2 separate regions of the Homo sapiens genome follow, and region 2 is linked to region 1. The links are chromatin loops, found by intact Hi-C in ENCODE. Cell type or tissue: CD4-positive, alpha-beta T cell. All regions are shown on one strand. Each heading gives the region's core, and the rest is flanking DNA. Links, peaks and the distances in the headings are about the cores only.

The links. Hi-C counts contacts between places; a loop is a spot of excess contacts. Peaks named below come from ENCODE experiments on the same cell type or tissue, not always from the same donor. Only the 100,000 strongest peaks of a DNase experiment are listed, where the experiment ranks them.
Region 2: it touches region 1 in a loop (2.0-fold over the local background); 2 of 110 quality-filtered maps call a loop at or near these places.

What each region holds. Positions count from the first base shown.
Region 1 is chr17:77,687,792-77,696,117 of GRCh38, forward strand. No RefSeq gene overlaps it. Among named protein-coding and RNA genes, the nearest start is that of LINC01987, 37 kb to the right of the region's middle. RefSeq lists enhancers at 2,777-3,656, 3,657-4,535, 7,618-8,326. In CD4-positive, alpha-beta T cell, for the core only: no CTCF peak of the experiment used is centred there; DNase peaks (open chromatin) are centred at 3,000 and 4,940; H3K4me3 peaks cover 782 bases; H3K27me3 peaks cover 518 bases.
Region 2 is chr17:77,640,212-77,648,537 of GRCh38, forward strand. No RefSeq gene overlaps it. Among named protein-coding and RNA genes, the nearest start is that of LINC01987, 84 kb to the right of the region's middle. RefSeq lists enhancers at 4,412-4,581, 5,367-5,930, 7,306-7,880. In CD4-positive, alpha-beta T cell, for the core only: a CTCF peak has its summit at 4,959; DNase peaks (open chromatin) are centred at 5,000 and 5,610; H3K4me3 peaks cover 858 bases.

The DNA of each region.
Region 1 (8,326 bases), core at 29-8,028:
AAGTGATCCACCCGCCTGGGCCTCCCAAAGTGTTGGGATTATAGGCACAGCTTCCCTAGGGATTTTTCACCCCACCTAGAGATATTTATTGGCCGCTTCATATATGAAGGCAGCAGGGATAACTCAGAGGTAGACAAGACCAACCCCTCCCTGCCAGGAGCCAGCAGTCCCACGGGAATGGAAGAAGTGGCCCAGGTGACTGTGACCTCTCAGGTGTTTGCGGCGTGCTGGAGAGGTGGTCGGGGGAGTGGAGCCTTGAAGGAAAGATTGGTTTTGCTTTCTCCTCCCATGACGAAGCAGAGATGCCTGGCGTTCCATGGGCGTGGTCCCGCCCTGACCTTGTTCCACGTCCCCCTCCGGCTCCACCATCAAAATCAAGGACTGTGGATATTTCACATAAATGGGATCAGGCCACATGTGGCCTTTATACCTGGGCTTCCTTCACTGAGCGTGTTTTCAAGGTCCACTGGTGTCGTCGCGTGTGGCCATCGTGTGGATTCGTCACATTGGGTTTATCCATTCATCAGTTGGGTTCCTTCAACCTTTTGGCTATTTCGAATAGTTGCCATCACTGTTTCTTAAAATGTGACTGATGCTTTGTTGTCTGACTTCTCTGCTGGAACGGAAGTCTTCAGGGGGCTGGGGGTGGGAGGGGTTGGTTTTATTGCTGTCATATCCCTCAGGCTCATAGGTTGTAACAGGGAGCCCCCAGGGGATGCAGGTGGGCCGGTGAGAGGAGACACCCCCATCGTCATTGCAGAATGATCTCCTGCCCAGCACACCCCCTGCCGATCCTCCAGCAGCCCCATGCTAAGGAAATAACAGCCTCCCTACCCACCTCCCCCAGCCTTCCCCTCTGCTCTCTGCTCCCTAGAGTTCCTGGAATAAAGTCAAAGGAGACAGGAACAGGGCAGGTATCCACCTGCTCACTCTCTCCAATCAACTCTTTAGGGGCTTTTGCTATCAATGCAGCCCTGGAAGGGTATAGATCAATTCCCCTCACCTTTCCACCCTCCCACCCACCCATCCACCCACAGAAATCATTGCAGCTGGAAAACTGTTGGATGTGGAGAGTAAATCTGCAAATCTGAGTGATATGGACAAAAAGGCATTTGAAGTTCTTAGGAGGGGAATCGTGTAGCCTTGAGAGGCGTGAGGTAAAAATGGCTGTGGCTTGGACCCCGTTCCATGTGAGGAAGCCAGGGATCTTTTCTTTAGAAGTCTTGCTAATGTGGTATTTAAAAAAAAAAAATCAATGCCACATTGCCACGAATGGACGCATCTATTCCAGGTAGAGAAGGCTGTTGTCTGGGAAGCATACAGCAGCTATTATAAACACTGAAAGTCAGTTGTTTAGCCCCCATTCATGGGCACTCTCTGAGGACCAGGCACATGGGGCTTCTGAGAGCATAAGGGAGCTCTCCATTTAGGAGGAACCAGGTGATGAGCAAACAGGATCCATTGAGGCTCTGAGATAGACGCTTCCACCTGGCGTCCAACCCATCCCAAGAACTCTGATGAGCAAGTGCTTCCCATTTTGCAGAAAAGGAGACTGAGATTCAGAGTGGAGAAGTGAGCACCAAGCTCATTCAGCCCATTTTACAGACAAGGAGACTGACATTCAGAGTGGAGAAGTGAGCACCAAGCTCATTCAGCCCATTTTACAGACAAGGAGACTGACATTCAGAGTGGAGAAGTGAGCACCAAGCTCATTCAGCCCATTTTACAGACAAGGAGACTGACATTCAGAGTGGAGAAGTGAGCACCAAGCTCATTCAGCCCATTTTACAGACAAGGAGACTGACATTCAGAGTGGAGAAGTGAGTGCTCAGCCCACTCAGGTCTCCAGGGCCAGAGCAGCCAGAATGGGTGCCAAAAAAGAAAAAAGAAAAATTGAATAAGACCTACTATTTGATAGCACAATAGGGTGACTATAGCCAACAATAACTTAATTGTACATTTTAAAATAACTTAAAGAGTGTCATTGGATTGTTTGTCACTCAAAAGATAAATGCTTGAGGGGATGGATACCCCACTCTCCATGGCGTGTGTATTTCCTATTGCATGCCTGTATCAAACATCTCATGTACCCCACAAATATGCACACCAACCACGTACCCAGAAAAATTAAAAATATAAATAAGGCCAGGCATGGTGGCTCACGCCTGTAATCCCAACACTTTGGGAGGCAGAGGCAGGCGGATCATTTGAGGTCAGGAGTTCAAGATCAGCCTGGACAACATAGCGAAACCTCATCTCTACTAAAAACACAAAAAATTAGCTGGGTGTGGTGGCATGCACCTGTAGTTTCAGCTACTCGGGAGGATGAGGCACGAGAATCGCTGGAACCTAGGAGGCAGAGGCTGCAGTGAGCTGAGATCATGCCACTGCCCTCCAGCCTGGGAGACAGAGTGAGAAAAAATAAAAAATAAAAATAAACTTAAAAATAAAAGAAAATAAACCCTCCAAGAATTCTGAGCTCCGCCTACTACGCCATGTCCTCCCTGGAAGGAAGAGGCAAGATTTTCCCTTTCCAAGCCCTGAAACAGCTGCACTGACCACTCCCATTCCAGGGACCAGGGTCTGAGACATCTGGGTGGCTGTCTGCCAGGCAGACCCCGTAAAATGGGACAGCCCACCCTGCTCCTGCCACGTCAGGCCACTGGGATGGGAAGCTCTAAACAGCCCCCGCCCCCCCAGGCTGCAGCTCGAGGAGGAGCGAAGCCTCTTTCCTTGCACTAATTTGCAGTGCAGTGTGCTGTCTGCCTCGTGGGCACATGGAACGTATATAAATTACCCCGCCAGGACGATTAACTGTTTGTCCAGGCTAATTGTCAGTATTAAATCTCGCTCAGTCACAGTTTTAAAGCTTAATTTAAATTCTCTATCTTTAAGAAATCCATACTCCCTCCCACCACGGGAGAAAAAATAGATTTAATGGGTTTAGTCCATTTCCGTTTGTAGCAACCCAAGTTATAATTAGGCATGTGCAAAGCGGATGTTTCGGCGGGCGGTGAGCCTGCAGACCTGCTCCTCTCCTTCCCGGCAGGGCCGGTCCTGGTGGGGAGTGCCCTTGTCTTTGCTGCCCTAGATAAATTTCTGAATTAGGAGTTATTGCTCAGAGACCCCTGAGCCTCCATGGCAGCCCCTCCCGATTATGGCATTAATCTTGTCAATGTGCTTAAAGGTGGAGAAAGAATTCATCCTCAAAGGTGGAAGGCACAAGAAAGCAGCCAGGAAACCCCTCTGCCCAGGAGCCAAGAGCTCGGGGGAGCCATGGGATGCAGGCGGATGGGGGGGCTTCCCCTCATGTCTTCCTGAGACCACTGCCCCGCCAGATGCCCCCTTGCCCTGAAGGCTGATGCTGCCACTGCAGCTTATCAGGAGTGAGGACCCCTCCTTCCTCTCCTCTTTCTTTCTGTTCCCAGATACCCGCTTAGAAGCAGGTTGGAGCCAGGAAAATGCAGACAACTAAGGCATAGATGTAGAGGATGCAAACTGAACAAAGCTACTGAAAGCCCCCACACTCATCCCCCTTAATGTCCTAGGGGGAACTGAGACTCAGAGAGAGGCGTGACTTGCCCAAGGGCACACAGCTGGCCTGGGTTGCAGCTGAATCCCAGGGGACTTGGCACCCATTGCCTTGCTACACATTCATGACCAGGGTGAGGTGCAATTCCTTGTTCAAGGGACACGCTTGGAAGAGGAATCTTCATCGCCCTTCCTAATTCTATGCATCATCAACACCAGGGCACGTATGTTTACGCTCATTGTCCCTCACTGGGCTTGCCCCATGCAGAGGGTGGCCTGGGGGAGCAGAGATGGCAGGGAGGGCAGCTGGAAGTCCAGGTCAGAGAGAGGAGAGTGTGACCAGGGTGGCAGCAGGAGGCATGGAAAAGACGGATGCATGGAGAGGGGTGAAGAGCGTGGGAACCAGGGCTGGGGCTGCCCAGACCTGGGCACTGGGGAGGGCAAGGGAAGCGTCAGTGACAACTCCAGGGTCTGAACCTGCGGGGTGAGGAAGCAGGTGGTAGCAGTGACTGCCCGGGAGTCTGAGGAGGGGGCTGGTTAAGTGGGGAAGGTGAGCGTGATGCCAGGTGTGCTGGCTGCAGGGGACAGAAGGTGTGCAGGGCTCTCCCCGGGGCCCCTAGGCTCCTGAAAGGCGGTGCCCTAAGCATCGGCTCCATCTCGTTGTCCCTACCCCCGTCCCTACCCCCGTCACAGTGGCCGGCAAGGGCCCAACACTTAGCAATTGTCAAAGAATCGGCAGACGTGTCCAGTGGGAGCTGAGGCAGGGACAGGGACATCAGGCCCACGTGTTGAAGGCGTGGGCCTCCCACACCACTGCCCTCAGTGTTGTGTAACTCAAAAACCCATGTGTAACTTTTGACTCTCCTAAAACTTAACTACGAATAGCCTGCTGTTGACCAGAAGCCTTACTGAGAACAGTCAATGAACACATATTTTGTATGTCATTATGTGTATTTTATTTTGTAAGTTATATGTTACTGCATTCTTATGATAAAGTAAGCTGGAGAAAAGAAAATGTTATAAAGAAGATGATAAGGGACAGAAAACATATTTACTCATTAGGTGGAAGCGGATCATCATAAAGGTCTTCACCCTTCTTGTCTTTACATTGAGGAGGCTGAAGAGGAGGATGAGGAGGGGTAGGTCTTGCTGTCTCGCAGGTGGCAGAGATGGAAGGAAATCTGTGCATAAGTGGACCATGCAGTTCAAACCCATGTTGTTCAAGGGTCACCTGGAGTTGAGGAAGGTGCCGTCTTTCTCCCAAGGCCCAGGGTTTTCTTTGCAGAGAGCCTCGTGATTTAGCCCTCTGGAGAGGAGGGAAGCGAGGCCAAGCTTAGCAGTGTGTCATGGATGTGTTGTTTGGGCCCCAGGGCATGAGTCACCTGCCCTAGTTTTTTTTTTTTTTTTTTTTTTTTTTTTTTTTTTGTAAAGGTCCTGCTGTTGGGTGGATTCATATTTTCGGTATCAGCCTGGGAGATCCTGAGTGCAGGATGTGGTTCTGCCCCTCTGGTCCCTGTTCTGTTGTGTGCATTTGTGTACACGTGCACCCACCTCCCCTTCTTCAAGGTGCTTGCCCTTCCGCCACCCGATGCCCAACAGGGACCCAACTTAAGACACACACAATTATTTCTGCAGGTCCCTTGAGCTCAAAGTCACCCGAATGTGAGCTGGAGTGAATGCAACCAAGCAGTCCCAGCAACACAGACTGCCCTGCTGGATGCCAGCATGACTGGGAATTTCACTCCCCCACTGACGGGGGAGCCTGGGGGTGTTCATGTGTGTTTTCCTCGGTGGTGTGAAGAAAGTCATTTGGTCCTGTAACGGCTGCCCTGTCACGGTGGGAAGTTAGAAAACAAACTTGGCAATCACACCCACCTTGACTTCCCAACCCTGCGAGAGAGCTTCACAGCAGGACCAGGAGAACAGTTCTTGGGACCTTTCTCTTTCCACCTGTTTCATCTCACACTGCTGCCCCTGCTTCTGTGACCTGCAGCAGTCTGCAGGGTTTGAACCCTTGATCTGCCAGAAGCCCACCCCAGGGCTGGGACCAACTTGCTCTGCTGCCAGTCCCACCCCCCCTGGCACAGGGACACATGGATGGGGACGTAGATGGGTGCTGACTGGTCATGAATGACCTCCAGAACAGGAACAGAGGAGGGTTTTTCAGTGGGGCGGCCCCAAGGTGCCAGCGCGGGGAAAAGTGGCTGCCCGGCCATTAGGTAGATGTATTATTTGTCCTCAAAGGTCTGCGCAGGATCCTGGGCCAACTGGGGCAGCTCTCAGGCTGGGCTTTGCCAGATCGGAGAGCAAGGCCCCCAGGCTGCTCCCACATGGAATGCACGCTAAGGCATCCTCCCTCCTCCGCTCTGTAGCCTTTCACAGAAAAACAAAAAATCAAACCTGTTCTCGTCTCTATCAAAGCTCACGTTGAAGATGACAGTGTTTCTCATTTCCTCGACTCTCTCTGAAAATATGTGAAATTAGGGGAAATGAAGAGAAGAAATTGAAATAACAAGTGAGGCTGGAGAAGAACCAGCCTCAGAAACAGAGGTGCCTGGAGAAGGAGGAGGGTGGGTTGTGGGAGGAGGAGGAGAGGAAACTCAGGGCTGGCGATTTCGGATGAGGCAGGTGCTGGCTCTCAGGAGGGAGAGAAGCCTGCGGTGGAGACAGCATCCTCGTCTGCCCCCTGGGAAGCGAGGGAAGGACCTTGGCCGAGGGGGACCTAGGAGCATGAAGAGCAGGAGAAAGCAGGGGGGTGCCTGATATGGTTTGGCTCTGTGTTCCCACTCAAATCTCATCTTGAATTGTAATCCCCTCATGTCAGGGGAGGGACCTGGAGGGAGGTGACTAGATCATGGGGGTGGATTTCCTTCATGCTGTTCTCGTGAAAGTGAGGGAGTTCTCACGAGATCTGACGGTTTAAAGTATGACACTTCCCGCCTCACTCTCAATCTCTCCTGCTGCCATATAAGACATGCTTTGCTCCCCCTTTGCCTCCATCATGACTGTAAGTTTCCTGAGGTCTCCCCATTCATGCAGAACTGTGAGTCCATTAAACCTGTTTTCTTTATAAATTACCCTATCTCAGGTAGTTCTTTCTAGCAGTGTGAGAACGGGCTCATACAGTGCCACCATCCTATCCAGCATCCCCTTTCTTCCCTGGCTCTTGTAGCTGCCCTGTGGGTGCTCCCCACTCACCTTCTTCCCAGAGGAGCCCTCTAGGGAGGGGTGCAGTCTGCAGAGCCTCGACACCCCACCCAGCTCCCAGCCCACGCAGAAGCTTGGGAACACCAGAGATGGCCACTCTTGCCCCAGGAGGATCCCCCACCCCTCAGGCAGTCTCTGCTCTGGGCTCCCACCTGCCGACTGGGGCTTTCTGTGAGGCTCTTCCTCCCAGGCCTCCTTCCCTCCCCACTCCCTGCACAGGCTGGTCCTGCATCATGGAAGGAAACTCTTCCTGCTCTCTTTCCTTTCTCCTTCACAGACATTTCCCTGCAACAAGTCTCATGGACATCCAATTCATTCCTGGCACCTGCTTCTCAGAGGACCCAAACCCACAACCCCTTGTGGCTCAGAGCAAGTGGCTCCTATGGGCCTCCCCGCCCTGACTCCCTTCCACTCCCAGCAAAGGGCCTTGCTCTCATCAAGCAGCCCAGCTTGCAGCCCACCTGAGAGCAGCTTAGCCCCTATCAGGCTCCCAGGGGCCCTGCCAGGGTGGGATAAGGCAGGTGGGGCAGGAGGGCTTTTAAGGCAGGGACAGATGTGACCCCTGCCTCCTACTCTGGCTTCAACAGGTCAAAGGTGCACACATGGGGAGGAAAAGCCCTTTTCTGCACCTGAGGGCACCTCCCGGGTCCTGGGCTGCCAGCTCCATCTTCTGCGCACCAGGAGTGAGGAGCATCAACCACACCGGGCCCCAGGAGGTGGCTGCCTGGCCACCATCACCCTCCCACTGAGGGGCCCAGGGGAGAGAAGACTGTAACTGCTCTGGAAGCTTCCGGCCTTTCTTCGGCAACGAATCTGGGGTGTGGCTGGACCTGGACCCTTTCATGCCTGGGATCTTAACATTCACCATCTGGGTGGATTCTCCTTCCTGGTCTCTCTGTGGATGGATCTTGTCAGTCTCCTGGAGGAAGGGAAGATGATGCTCCACTTTCCCCGGGATGCTGGGACACAGATCCACAAACCGGGCCACTTAAAGTGACAGACATTTTTCCTCTCCCAGTTCTGGAAGCAGAGGGGAGAAATCAAGGTGTCGGCAGGGCTGGTTCCCACTGAGGCTCTGAGGGAGAACCTATCCCAGGCCCCTCTCCCGGATCTGGGGCTCCCGGGGATCCTTGGCGTCCTTCGCATGGCTCCAATCTGCTGCTGCTTCACCTGGATTTGCCCGTGTGTCTCTGGGTCTTCATTCCTGTTTCTTGCCAGGACGCTCTCATTGGATTTAGGGCCCACCCTAACCCAGGATGACCTCATCTCCATCCTTACCTTAATCACACCTGCAAAGACCCTATTTCCAACAAGGCTGCATTCTCAGGTTCTGGGAGGACATGAATTCACAGGTTCACGATTCAGCCCAGTACAGGATGACCTGGAGTAGAGCCAGGATCCCGGAAGTCCCCGGGGGCTGATGGGGCCCAGCAGGGAAGCAGGGATGGGCAGGGTCTCCAGGGCACAGAGGAGGGGTGTTGTGCACCTGCCCCCTTCCTGGGCTCCCCTAGTGCAGCTCTTTCTGGGGCCTTCTACCCTCTCCATTTACCCACTCGCCCCTGCAGATGGGGGGCGCATGATGGCACCT
Region 2 (8,326 bases), core at 70-8,069, 48 kb before region 1:
CCTCAAGTGATCCTCCTGCCTCGGCCTCTCTAAGTGCTGGGATTACAGGCATAAGTCACTTCACCTGGCCTCTCCAGCTCCTTTTTCACTTTCCCTTTTTACATCACCAATGACCTGGATTCTCCACAACAGAAGCCCAGGAACTGACTCCCCACATAAGATCTATTTCCTTTATTTCCTTTGGTCCAGTGCCTCTCTCCTCCTCTTTCCAGTTCCACTCCCCAGGAGGCCAGGAGCTAGGTGGGAGGGAACCTCTCCCAGGAGGCAGGGCATAGAGGCAGGAAGGTGGAGCTGGGGAGAGGCAGAGACAAAGCTCTTTCCCTTTGAAATGGGCTGGGGTGGACCTGGGTGGGGCCGGAGGAAGATGGGACACACAGGTGAGATAATAGATCTTTCCTTCCTCGCGTAAGATTTTATTTGAAGATTAGATTCTACAGCCAAAGAGAAGTTGAAAGCCGCTGGTCTAGACCAGCCCGTAGTCTAAGCTGGTGACTGAAGCCGAGGGTGTCAAAGTGGCTTAAGGTAGCCCTTGCAGCTTAAATGCAGGATGGGGGTTGGCACTGGGTCTTCTGACCCCGAAGTCTGCACTCTGTGCACCATGAGATGTGTCCTCTGCAGCAAAGAAGCTGAATGAAGGTGTCATATACGGAGTGCAAAGAGGACCCTGGGAGCAAATTCCATGTGCGTGTGTGGGCGGTGGTGGGGGTGGGAAGAGTTCCATGGGGAGGGTCATATCCTTCTGAGGGAGACTGAAGAGACCTTGTGGGAGAGATCTCATTGGAGGTGAACCTTGTACTGTGACCGGGCTGCAAGTACTAGAAGTCAAGGGAGGGAAGGCATTCCTCCAGGAGAGGGTAAGAGCAGGAGCCAGGGCCGGGGGAGCGCTGGGGAGCACTTAGACTACAGCCAGAGGTCTCTATTGTGCTCAGCATGCCTGGAGCTCTGAGTCTACATGGGTGCAGGTGGAGAAAAGACCAGAAAGGTTGCTGAGGCCATGTCTGCATGGCTTTGCATGGCAGGTGGTTGAGTGTGTGCTGAGTTTGTTTGGCAGTGAGGAAGTTTAGGGCTTTGAGCAAGACAGTGGCATCCTGGATTGTGGGACACAGTGGGCAGAGCCTAGAGCTGGGAGGCCAATGAGGGCCAGGATGCCAGGAGGATGAGCAGGGCAGAAGGGGAGATGTAGCTTTGCCTGGAGGCTGGGCGATCTGTTCAGGCTTGAACCTAAGGGTGGAAATGCAGCCGGGGAGTGACCCCTGAAGGGGTGAAAGCTGCCTCAGCAAGTGATCAGCAAAATCCATCGATACTTGAAATGGACCAAAGGGTCTTCTGTTTAGAAGAAGCTGCTTGCGGTGCAGCACCGTGGCTCACACCTGCAATGCCAGTGCTTTAGGAGGCTGAGGTGGGAGGATCACTTGAGGCCAGGAGTTGGAGATCAGCCTGGGCAACAGAGCAAGACCCCATCTCTACAAAATTAAAAATTAAAAATTAGCCAAATGTGGTGTCTCACACCTGTAATCCCAGGTTAAGGCAGGAGGATTCCCTGAGCCCAGGACTTCATGGCTGCAATGAGCTGTGATTATGCCACTGTACTCCAGCCTGGGTGACAGAGCAAGACCCTATCAAGGAAGACGAAGATGAAGACAAAGACGAAGACAAAGAAGAAGGAGGAGGAAGAGGAGGAGAGGAAGAGGAGGAGGACAAGGAACAGGAGGAGGAGGAGGAGGAAGGGAAGGAGGAGGAGGAGGAAGAGGAGTGGCAGCAGCAGCTGGTTGTAAAGTGAAGAATCATTTTACGATAGGATTAACCATGACCAACCCATGTCCGTATAAGTTTGGATTTCCATGGGTAGAATTTTTTAAAAATCACAGCCTGTCTGTGGCTGTCCATGCTGTCTGTCACTGGCCTGAATCTGAGTGGTAGAGAGAGCAACTCCTTCCTCCACACCGGCCCTGCCCCAACAAGTCAGGTAGGCCCCCTCCCTCCCTGCTGATTGGATGGTGAGTGCCCCAAGCACGGTGCTGCATCCTTTTGCAGAGGAATGGGCCAAGCAGAGCCTGGCATAGCTGGGGTGGGGGCAGGGCCTCCCTGCAGCATCTTTCCATGACATTGTCACAGAGGGAACAGGCAAGTTCCATTGGCATTGTATTAGCTTCCTAGGGCTGCTGTAACAAATTCCTACAAACTGGGTGGCGTAGAACAACAGCAGTGTCCCTTCTCACAGTGCTGAGGTTGGGAGTCTGAAATCAAGAGGTCATCAGGGTCGTGCTCCTGGCAGAGGCCCTAGGGGATTCTGTTCTCTGCCTCTTCCAGCTTCTGGTGGTCATCTTGATTCCCGCACTGTGGTGGCACCATTCCAACCTCTGCCTCTGTCTTTATGCGCCCTTCTCTTCTTCTCTCTGTTCTTCTCTTCTTGAGTTTCTTTTTTATTTTTATTTTTATTTTTTCTTGGGACGGAATTTCACTCTTATTGCCCAGGCTGGAGTGCAGTGGCGCGATCTCGGCTCACTGCAACCTCTGCCTCCTGGGTTTGAGCGATTCTCCTGCCTCAGTCTCCCAAGTAGCTGAGATTACAGGTGCCCACCACTACACCCAGCTGATTTTGTATTTTTAGTAGAGACAGGGTTTTACCATGTTGGTCAGGCTGGTCTCGAGCTCCTGACCTCAGGTGATCCACCAGCTTCGGCCTCCCAAAGTGCTGAGATTACAGGTGTGAGCCACCTTGCCCACCCCTCTTGAGTTTCTTATAAGGACATTTGTCATTGAGATAATCTAGGAGGATCTCATCTGAGATACTTCACTACATCCTCAAAGACCCTTTTCCCAAATACAGTCACATTCACAGGTTCTGGGGATTAGGATATGAACATACGGGTTTGGGGGCACCATTCTACCCGCTACAGGCCTGCAGAGGAGTGAGCTCCACGGGGGTGCCCCAGCCTCTGAGGTGCTGCGGCTGGTCTATGTTCCGGTTCTGTCTCTACCTGCCCTCTCCTTCACGCCCTCCTTGGGTGTTGGGTACCCTCTTCTCTTCCCTGGGTACCCACTGTTCCCTCTGTGGGACCCCACCTGTGTTTGTTCCCTCTACGCAATACCCCATCTCCTCACCTCCTTTCCTCCTGGGAAATGAGCGTATTTTGCATCCTGTCTGTAACCTGGCCTGACAAACCCTCCTGTCCTCATATCATAAAGATCCAACATACTCTGTGTGGTCCAAACAGCGGACTGGATCCTGGACATTACCAGGTGCGGGTTTGCAGCCCAGCTCAGAGCTACATTAGCATGGCGGCCAAGGTCAAATCCTCTGACTTCCCATGTCTTCCATTCCCCATATGTATCATGGAGATAACAAGGCCCTGTGCTCTTTTGACTAAAAAAAAAAAAATAGTTTCTGGAATGCATTTCCTTCCACCTCCATCTCGGCAATCTCTCTCTCTAATAATAGACTTAATTATTTAAATTTAATTTGTTAGAGGTTTGATGTTTAATTTGAGAAACCTAATGAATGATTAACATTTAATAAATAGTAAAATTTAATATCTATGAACTTGGGTATAAATATATAAATGATTTAATATCTTAATTCAATGCCTACTTTTTAAAAACAGATAGGAATTGCTCCTCAGAGTTATCATGCCCTGAGTAAGCGCTTGGCAAAACCGCCACCCCATTCTCTGTGAGTGAAAAACAGCACAGAGCGGGTCCTGAGTCCTTGGATGTACAAGGAAAGGAGAATTGATCAAGAGGAGGTTGGGTGGCCACCTTGTCCAGTGCCCAGATCCAGGAGCAGCTGTGGCCATGGAGGAGGCTGAGTTACAGTTTAGCTACAAAGTATCTCCAGTGAACACCTTCCCCAGTGGTGACTGCTGCAAAGGGGGTGGCCTCCCCCCAGGGAAGGGGAGGGAGGAGGCAGTCTGAAGAATGAGGCTTCTTACAGGGACATCAAACTGCACATAAATAGACGTGCCGTGCTTTTTATTTGAATATTAATTGGCATTGATGAACAGCATGTGTCTAGTTACATTGGCAATTAGTTACCAATGAGGTTCTGGGACGCCACACTGCTCCTGTAATTCTGATATGGAGGTTCCTGGAAAGCGCCGTGGAGCTCTCCCTGAAGCCGCTGTCCTTGCGAGGAAGGGTGGCTGCCTGCATCTACACAGAGGCCATGTATTTGCCTTTTCATGGATGTGCTAAGCAACAGCTCACAGGACGGATTCTAACTGCATCCTCCCTTTAGGAGGGAACCACCTGCGGTGAATGAGTCCTGTGAACCTGCAAGTCTCAACCATTCCTGGGTTCAGGGATTTAAGGAGAACAGAGGAGAGGGTCCCCCCATTTCCTTGCCCTTTTGGGAAGCTGGGGACCTTCCTCTGGTCAGTCTGTCTTCAGAGGGAAGAGTGAGGGAGGCAGCCTGGACAAGGGGCCTGGGATCCTGGGCAGGGCAGGGTCCAAGGACACAGGCCATCTGGCCAGGAGACACCCCACAGCGCTGGGTCGGCTGCCCAGGATCTTCTGTTACCTCTGGCCAACGTCCAGGCAGGCCCAGCATGTCACTGTGTGTAAGTCAGCCTCCCCCTCCAGACTGGAAGCCCCTTAAGAACATCTGCCTGGCCCTGCCCATCTGTGTGTGCCAAGCCTCTAGCACTATGCCCGGCACATGGCAGGTGCTCCAGGAGACAGGGATTGGAGAGAGACTCAGAGCCCAGGAGCTGCCAACCGCTGAAGGGAGTAGGAATCCGCTAGTCATTGAACCTGTGCTAGGGAGGCATAAAAGATGGGGGTGGGGGCATTTTCTAGCGGAGCTTCCCCGGGTGAGTCAGTGCCCATAGCCCCCTGACCAGTATCCCCTTCCAGCTTCAGCCCCCACCCAAGACCCACCTTCTCCTTCCTCCCCCATTCTGGGACCCCCATCCCAGCTGGGCCGGGGCAAGAAGAAGGCACCCTGGCCTCCCGGGCTCTGCTGCAGGGGGCCTCAGTGAGCAGCAGATGAAAAGCTGCCTCCGCTGGGGGCTAATCCTCTCACCTCCACGCTCCCGGTGGCTGCCTCGCCCTGCGGCTCAGGCTGAAGGATCTCGGGGAGTTTTAAATGGAGGAGAAGGAGCATTTCTGATCTCATTTTCCAGTATTTCAGCTGTGCCATAATCTATTTACCACACAATTTGTGTCACTTTGATAAGCGGCTGCTTCAAGACTGCATTTATTAAAATCAAGAGCGGGGACAGCTTTCAAGTCTCTCAAGAATTGTAATAAATGTTTGAAATTAGTCATTACGGTGTTTGCCATGGTTCATATCATATACTCCATCTCGGTGACAAACGGTCACATCTTGCACACGTTCTTTTTGGGTGATGATGGTGAAGGCTTCACTTTGACGTCCCTGCATGGGACTCGGGAGGGGACGCCGCGGGGCGAGAGCCCTTCCGGGGGCAGCCGGGGTCCCCCGGGGCCACAGCTCAGCCCCGTGAAATGCTCTTTTAGCCTAAGCTTCTGTACTTAAAGAGGAGTGAAATGGCCCAGAAAGACTTTTCTTCCCTTCCCTCCTCCCCCATCTAAACCACCAGGCTCTTATTTCATCCTGGGTGACGAGGCTTCTCCTCCACCACCACCCCCCCTGCCCAGCAGTGGCATCTAAGGACGCTGCAACTTTGCGGCTGGTTTACTGTTTCCTTTGGGGGGTTTTGTAGTTGCAGGAAGTAACCCTGGCCAAAACAATGTCACATTCCTAAAGGCTCCAGTACAGCAGGGCTCCGAGCCCTGGGAAGGGGAAAGGAGGGTCCCAGAGGCCATCAGAGGCTTATTCAAAGACTGTACAGGAACCAGGCACAGAGATGGGATCCCAGAGCCATGCTCCTCCTCTATGGTGACTTGTGGCTCCCAATCCTAAAGAGACACTCGGGAGATGACAATCAGGGCGTGAAAACCATCAGCATTGGAGGCAAGCTAGGAATGAGGCCCAGGGTACCCGAGGCCGGGTTCCGAGTGGGCACGGTGGGGAGGGCCAGGGGACCTACATTTCCTAATAATTGGGGGATTTTCTGTCTGTGGGGTCCTCAGAGCTGGTGGCCGTCTCCCTAGGTGCCCCTGGAGCTTGGTAGGCACTGTCTGCCGTGGGAAACTCTGGGTGGACACAGCGGGAGACAGACACCGAGGGGCTGGGGGTGGGGGTGATGCCACTCCGGGTGACAGCTTCTCTTCTATGGAGAAATACATCTGAATTTTGCTTGTGTTCAGGCTGGTGAAAGGAAGTCCTTTCTGTTTCACAAACATATTGAAAACAGGCCTTCATCTCCTTTGAGAAAAGAGGTTTAGTAGGGCAGCCACCTAAAGCTCGCATGTTTAACTAACCTTGTTGGGAGGACGTGTGGGAGTGACAGAGACAGACAGACACTACACTGCATTCACAGTCCTCTGTTTCACAGTTAACATTCTTACCCAAAGATGTGAATGGTGAAAAAGACATTTTTAACCATAGCTTTATATAAAAAAAGAAAGCTTGGCCGGGCACGGTGGCTCACATCTATAATCCCAGCACTTTGGGAGGCCAAGGTGGGCAGATCACCTGAGGTCAGGAGTTCGAGACCAGCCTGGCCAATATGGTGAAACCCTGTCTCTACTAAAAATACAAAAATTAGCTGGGCATGGTGACAAGCGCCTGTAATCCCAGCTACTGGGGAGGCTGAGGCAGGAGAATCGCTTGAACCCAGGAGGTGGAGGTTGCAATGAGCTGAGATCATGCCACTGCAGTCCACCCTGGGTGACAGAGCAAGACTCTGTCTCAAAAAATAAAAAGAAAGCTTTTGCGGGGCAGGGGTCTGACCTTAAGGGAAATCTGTCCTCATTCTGGAAAATACAGAAAAGAATAAAAACATATTTGAGATAGAGTCTTGCTCTATTGTCCCGGCTGGAGTGCAATGGCGCCATCTCTACTCACTGCAACCTCCGCCTCCCGGGTTCAAGCAATTCTCCTGTCTCAGCCTCCTGAGTAGCTGGGATTACAGGCATGTGCCACCACGTCCGGCTAATTTTAAACAAATATGTGTTTTAAAAAGAGGCACAATTGTGCAAGCTGGAGATGGCTGTGTGGATTTCCGTGTATTTAGTGTACTTTTGTGCAAGCTGGAGATGGCTGTGCGGATTTCTGTGTGTGTTAGTGCACTTTTGTGCAACCTGGAGATGGCCGTGCGGATTTCCGTGTGTTTAGTGTACTTTCGTGCAAGCTGGAGATGGCCGTGCGGATTTCCGTGTGTTTAGTGTACTTTCGTGCAAGCTGGAGATGGCCGTGCGGATTTCCGTGTGTTTAGTGTACTTTCGTGCAAGCTGGAGATGGCCGTGCGGATTTCTGTGTGTTTAGTGTACTTTCGTGCAAGCTGGAGATGGCTGTGCGGATTTCCATGTGTGTTAGTGCACTTTCTGCTTTGCAAGCAGTTGCACATCCTTGGTTTTCACTCTCCTGCACGAGCTCCTGCCCCCACCACCCTCATGGCCGCTACACTTTCAGGGTGATCCCTGCACCTTAGGACCCAGAGCCCAGCCGTGGCAGGTGCTCCTGGAGGTTGCCAAGGCAGAATCCCCGCTGGAAAACCATGGCTGCCCCTTGGAGGCCTAGGTGCACGTTCAAAAGCACACTGGCGTCTCATGGCGTGCTCTTTGCAGGGCCTGGAAGGGTCAGCATCCACTTTAAGGCCAAGATCTACCTTGAGAAGCAATGTCTAAAGGCCCATGGTCAGGCCTAAAATCGATGAGATTAAGAATCTCCTGCAGGACTGCGTTGGCCTTACCTGTATGCAGGGCCTCCTTCTGCAGCCAACCCTGGAAACTCTGAGGTTGCTGGTTTAGCAGGGTAATGCCTACACCCTCATTAGCATCTGATATTATTCTGGTACATTTGTCACAATTAATTAATCCATATTGGCACATTATTATTCACTCAAGCCTATAATTTATTCAGACTTCCCTAGTTTTTACCTACTGTCCTTTTCCTGTCCCAGGAGCCCATCCAGGACCCCGCATGACACTCAGGCTTCATCTCCTTAGACTCCTCTTGGCTGTGACAGTTTCTCAGTCTTTCCTTATTTTTGGTGACCTCAACAGTCGTGTGGATTCCTGGTCAGGCATTTTGTAGAATGTTCCTCTATTGGGGGTTGTCGGATGTTTTTCTTATGATTAGATGGAGGTTATGGGTCTTGGGGAGGAAGAGCACACAGGTAAAGTGGCGTTGTGAACTTGTCATATCAAGGGTATGCACTATCAACAGAACTTGTTGCCAGTGATGGTGACCTTGATTGCCTGGCTGAGATCGTGTCTGTCAGGGTTCTTCTCTGTGGAG